Regions from separate parts of the Mus musculus genome. Here region 2 is linked to region 1. A link is a contact called in ENCODE POLR2A ChIA-PET data. All regions are on one chromosome and are shown on one strand. Each heading gives the region's core, a stretch centred on a gene start or an enhancer-like site at or near the end of the contact. The rest is flanking DNA. Distances are from core to core; before and after follow the strand shown. Region 1 holds the start of Sparc (secreted acidic cysteine rich glycoprotein). Region 2 holds the start of G3bp1 (GTPase activating protein (SH3 domain) binding protein 1).

Region 1 (2,700 bases), core at 144-2,643:
GACCCTGCTTGGGAAGTCTTAGGGGAATTCGGGTACCCCAAAAGCTATCCCTCTTCCTTAGGACAGGAAGGCTACACTCAGGGGAGATGGCTATGTGAGATCGCCCACAAATTGCCTAAAGCTTGTTACCTCATGTAGGGTCCGCATCTCACTCCACTCCCTACACTAGGAAGGTTCTAGAAACTTAAAAGAGTTGTCAGTGGAGACACTCCCTCCCTGCAGGTGTGCTGTCTGTCCCTGAGGCAGATGCCTGATACCTGTTTGTCCCCCTTAGGTGAGGCTTATTTCCAGCCATTCTAGGAGTCACAGGAAGTTTACAGAACAGCTTGGAGCAGACAAGCTTTCAACAGGCTGAGTCTTGGATAGATTCAGTAGTAGCAAGAAAAGTGTCCTGGAGCTATATCTCTCTGTCTCCCTCCTCCCCATCACACCCTCCTCCCTGTCGTCTCTGGATTGTATCAAATTGTTGGCTTTCTCAGATGTCTAGATACGGTAGAAGCAATGTTAATGCCAGTGATGACCACCTCTCAGAATTAGGCTGGGAACAATGGCAACCCCAGGCTGGGAGAGACAATGGCATTTCAGACTGACTGAAATGCCACGGGGTGATGGGGTGGGGGTGGACAGAGATTGAAGGGACCAGAGCCTTCCCAGAGGAACTGACTAAAGGGAATGTCTTGCCTTGGCTGTTTACAGATCTGTTTATCCTTCTTGCAAAGTCCCATTTGGACAACAGTGCTCTGACCCAGAACTGGATGTCTGTTCTCCCAGAATAGGAAGCCAGACCCAACAGGCTGCCAGCCAGATTTTCTCTGGGTTGGCAGTCATGATGGGCAAATGAGGATCGGATTCTCAGAAAAGGAGGCAGCTGCCTCCGAGGGTGACAGAGGACAGACCAGTAGCCTCTGCCACCAGAGAACACAGAGAAAGCGGTCCCCGCAAACCATGGCTATTTTCTGCAGTGCTACAGAGACAACAAGTTCCCCTGTGAGTGAGCAACAGGTTTCCAGCTCACCTCCCCCTGAGACTGGTCATGGGGATGGGGCAGAGAGGAGATGATGAAGCTTACAGAAGGGCAGGGGCTGACAGGGAGGTGCATACCTCGGCACAGGCAGGCAGGCAGGCAGGCAGGCAGGCAGGCGGCAGAAGAGTTCTGGCGGTCTGAAGGGCTGCAGGAATGTGGAGGGGTTTAGAGGCGAGCAGCAGGAAGCCTCTTGGAGCTCTGGGCAGGGTCTGTCTCACCCTCCGCCTCCACTCAAAGGCCCTCCTCCTCCTCTGTCTCCTCCTTCCCCTGGCCTGCCTCCCCCTTCTCCCCAGAACCAAAGCTGTCTTTTCTTTCTCCCTTCCTTGCCTTGTGGTAGGCTGTGTGCTACCCAGACACCCTGGCCCCACCTGTCTCATCTGTTCTGGGGCTCCTGCCTAAACAGACATGAGGGTCAGGGCTGGAACAGCTGCTGGAATCACCTAGAACAGGCCAGGCCTTGTTCAGAGCCGAGGCTGCTGACTGAAGAGTCCTAGACATTAACCGAGAGAAGAGAGAGAGAGAGAGAGTCACAGAGGCACGGCTAAGCCCCTTGTCCTACTTTACACACAGCCAGCGAGTGAACTTGCCTGAGCACTCTCTTGGGCTTAGCAATGTACAGCAAGGCAGAGAGTGCACGCTGGCATGGCAGTGGGGGAGCAAAAGTACCCAGTTTTCTCAGTGCCAACAAAACAAGCTGCCACTGGTGATACTGGTGGCATCATCCTTGATAACGAGGCGAAGTCCCCTCTAGGTCTAGTGGCACCAACCACGGGTACGTGAAGGATTAGAACTAAGCTGGAAGACTTGCGCTGTCAGTACCTGACAAACTCAGAGCAATAATACTGATAGTCAGATCAGAAGCAATAGCAGGGTTGGTGGGGAAGCCACAGGCCTTTCATTTAGGTGTTGTTTGGTTTTGGAAGAGGTCGCACGTAGCCTGGGCTGACCACTCACTATGTAGCTGAGGATGACCTTGAACTATTGATCTTCCTACTTCTATCTACTTCCAGGGTGCTAGGATTACATGTGTGTGCTACCTACCATGACTATTTTATTTAGTGCTGAGGATTGACCTCGGGGCCGGGGGGGGGGCAGGGGGGGGTGTTAATGATTGTTAAGCAAGCATGCTACCAATGAAGCTGCATTTGCAGCCCAGACAGACACACCAGAAGAGGACATCGGACCCCATTACAGATGGTTGTGTGCCACCATGTGGTCGCTGGGAATTGAACTCAGGACCTCTGGAAGAGCAGTCAGTGCTCTTACCCGCTGAGCCATCTCTCCGGTCCCAAGAGGCCATTTTAATAACAGGGGCACAGGCTCACGCAGGGCAAACAGCTTACCCAGTAACACCTGACCAAAAGTGGTCTGAGAACGCTGAGTCTACATTTCAGCCCCACTCTTCTTTGGGGAACATGGACACTCCTCATCTATGCAGCAGCTCTTGACTGAACATTTTGGGCCTGCCTACCTGGGGAGGTACCAGAATAGACGTGGTGGCAGGAGTTTGGGGTGTGGCTAAAGGGATGCACCTCATGTGCAGAACCACTTCCTCAGTGATGCAGACCCCAAGGCTTCTCCCAGGGGGTCAGATCAGCAGAAACTTCCTGAAAGCGTAGATATCGAAGCAGCCATTGAGTTTGGATAACAGGGGACTGGAGAAGGTAAAAGAACAG
Region 2 (2,700 bases), core at 133-2,632, 50 kb after region 1:
ATAGGCTACAAGGGGAGACCTTGCCTCGAAAAGCCCTGAAACAAAACAAATTAATGCGAGTTTAGCTTGCTTTCAGGATTTCATGTCACTCAGAATGGCCTTGGACTCGTGTAGCTCAGGATGGCCTGGAATTCTCCCTGCCTCCAGGGAACACAGACTAGTCTAGTTTGTGTTTAGCATTTGGATCACAGCTCTTAATATAAAATGCTCATGGTGGCCAGAAGGCTCACAAAACCCCCCCGAGTTGGGGTCAGCAGCAGACTGAGGTACTACTATTTGGACCCTGGAGCCTTTATGGGGGAACCTTAGGCGTGTCTGCCTAGGAGTTGGGTAAAGTTCCCATTTCAGTTTGAAAAGCATGTGACAATGGCTGGTGGTGACGCATCCTATAACTTTCGCCAGCCAGAGGGTGATCAAAGATGGGATGTTGTCTCTGCAATCACAAGATTGGAAAACCTGAAAACGTCCAGGAGCCACCCGGGCACGCCAGCTTGGAAGCCACCCGGGAACAAGAGCATTCCCAAACGCCAGGGAGGCTGCCTCGCGGTATGCTCTGGGGTGCCGACCAAGCCAGTTTCGCTGTCCTCGGTCGCCACTGCATTCGTGCTGAGTAATGCTAAGGGTCAGCAGCTCCTGCTCTTCCGAAATGCATGCAAAAAAAGTTTTGATGCGAAGAGAAAAAAACCAAACCAAAAAAACAAAACCCGGGAAACTGTTACTTAGATCCCGGGTACCAGAGTCGCCTGGGAAGGCGGGAGACCGGTCCTCGAGGACAGGATTCAACCTAAGAGGAAGAGAAAGGAAAGGGAACGGAAGACGCAGCTAGTCCATCCTCTTAACCGCTCCAGAGGGCACGGCGGCCCTGGGGCTGCCTTTGGAGAGGGCCATCCCTCCCTGTCAATCAGCTCCATTCGGTGTTGCGATTGGCTGGGGGCTTCCTTGCTCCCCGCCCGCGCCTACCTCCTAGTTGCATGGGGTTTACTTCCCCAAAGTACACGGGCCCCACCTTGTGGATCAACCGCTCCTGCCTGGACAGTGGGTTTCCGCCCAGAAAAAGAAATGTAAGCCAATGAGAACGGGTGCATGCAACTATTGGCTTGTCTGAGTGTCGCTCTCAGTGCATCCCGCCCTCATTTTTATAGACCATCTGAGTATTGGCGAGGTTTCGTGTCCATCTGGGCTCTAGCTCCTTCAGTTATAGGCAGATGCGGCAGCCACTCAGGAGCTCGGCCTCTAGACAAAGACGCTGTCCAATCATAGCCAAGGGGCGCGGTGGCGAGGCGGCCATTGGTCCCTGCATGCGACCGGGAGCAGCAGGTTCGGCTGAGCGCGGCTATATAGCGGGCGGCGGGCACGCGTGCCGCGGCATCGCGCGAGGGACGCCGCCACCTCCTCCCACGTAGCAGCCCTGTCCTCCCGCTCAGCCGCGCAGGTACTTGGGCCCGCGGGTGGGGCTGATCGGATGCGGGCCGGGCATGAGCCGAGCTGCGGCCGCGAGCGGGGCGCCCCGGGAGACCGCGCGGCGCGTCCCCACCCCCACCAACGGCCGGCGCGGCCTCCTGCCTGCGCTTTAGGGCCCGCGCGTGGTCCACCGCACCAACGGCGGGCGTCACGCGTCTGGCCGGCCCTGCGTGCTCCACGCGCATTCTCTGGCGCGCGCCGGCTCTTCCGGATGGTATAGCTGGGCCTGGACCCTAAGGAAGCCTTCGGATATGGGGATGGGGGTTGGGGGAGCCCAAGCTGAGAGCGTGATCGCGCCTCCCAGGGTTGCAGAACGGAGGCGCGCGACCCCGGGTTCAAGGGCTCAGTGGTGCAGAGACAGCCACGCCAAGACGTGATCTCTCCAATCCCCCCACTGTTTCCCCCTGCACTATGCCGAGAGTTCCCTTTTTTCCCGCCCTTCCCGGTCACCTGGGTGCAATCAGGTAGGTCCAGTCAACAGGAGAACGAGGTGGAATCAAGGCCCTCTGTAGGGAAAGGACAGGCATCTGTGCAGGCTACGTGGCTGTGGGACACCATCGGCCACTGAGCTCTTGAATCTGAGGTGCAAACCCCAGTATAAGAAGTCCCGTGGTGGCATCTGCGAGCCAGTGGGGGACTCCAGAGAAGAGATTAGGAGTGGGGTTTTGAATGACAAAGGAAGACTTAGCTTTCTTCGCACTTACATAGATAGATAGATGCGCCTCCAAGTTAGCTTCTGGGAAAAATAGAGAAAAATACAGTGAGTGTAATGTAATCGAGTGTGCCTCTCAGCAGGTCCGAAACGCACCTCGAGGTAACGGGAAATTCCCGCCAACAGGAAGTCAAACTCTGACATTAGATCTTGACTCTTCAAGACCCCTTTTTAACTTAGAATGTTTTAGTTGTGAATCAGAACAAACTTAGATTAAAAAAACCTTTGTTTGAGAAGGTCGTAAGTCCAAGGAAACAAAGTGTTTAAATTCTTACAAGAGTTGAAGTTAAAGTTTGAAATTGGATAGGACCGGCCCGGGCTTCAGTGCAGAGGTGGAGCACTTGGCATGGAATACAGGAAGCCCCGGGTTCAGTCACCAGAGCCACAAAAATAAGTCACATCTGAAATTGCTGGGGAGAGGATGGTGTCCAGTGTCCAGTTATTGTGCAGTGGGTCACAGTCACCGATTGGGTTTGTTGGCAAGCACAGCCATTAGGTCTCCTGCCGAACCATCGATGATCAACTGC

The links. ChIA-PET counts read pairs that join two places held with the same protein, here RNA polymerase II (POLR2A).
Region 2: POLR2A ChIA-PET joins it to region 1 with 73 read pairs in Patski. The contact joins the promoter of G3bp1 here to the promoter of Sparc in region 1. POLR2A ChIA-PET finds 5 or more read pairs at or near these places in 5 of 5 experiments (Patski and embryonic stem cell).

Annotation. Positions count from the first base shown.
Region 1 is chr11:55,418,687-55,421,386 of GRCm38, forward strand. It overlaps Sparc (secreted acidic cysteine rich glycoprotein), which reads right to left and starts at 1,394. Exons shown (of 10, transcript NM_009242.5): 1 at 1,102-1,394.
Region 2 is chr11:55,468,370-55,471,069 of GRCm38, forward strand. It overlaps G3bp1 (GTPase activating protein (SH3 domain) binding protein 1), which reads left to right and starts at 1,383. Exons shown (of 12, transcript NM_013716.2): 1 at 1,383-1,432.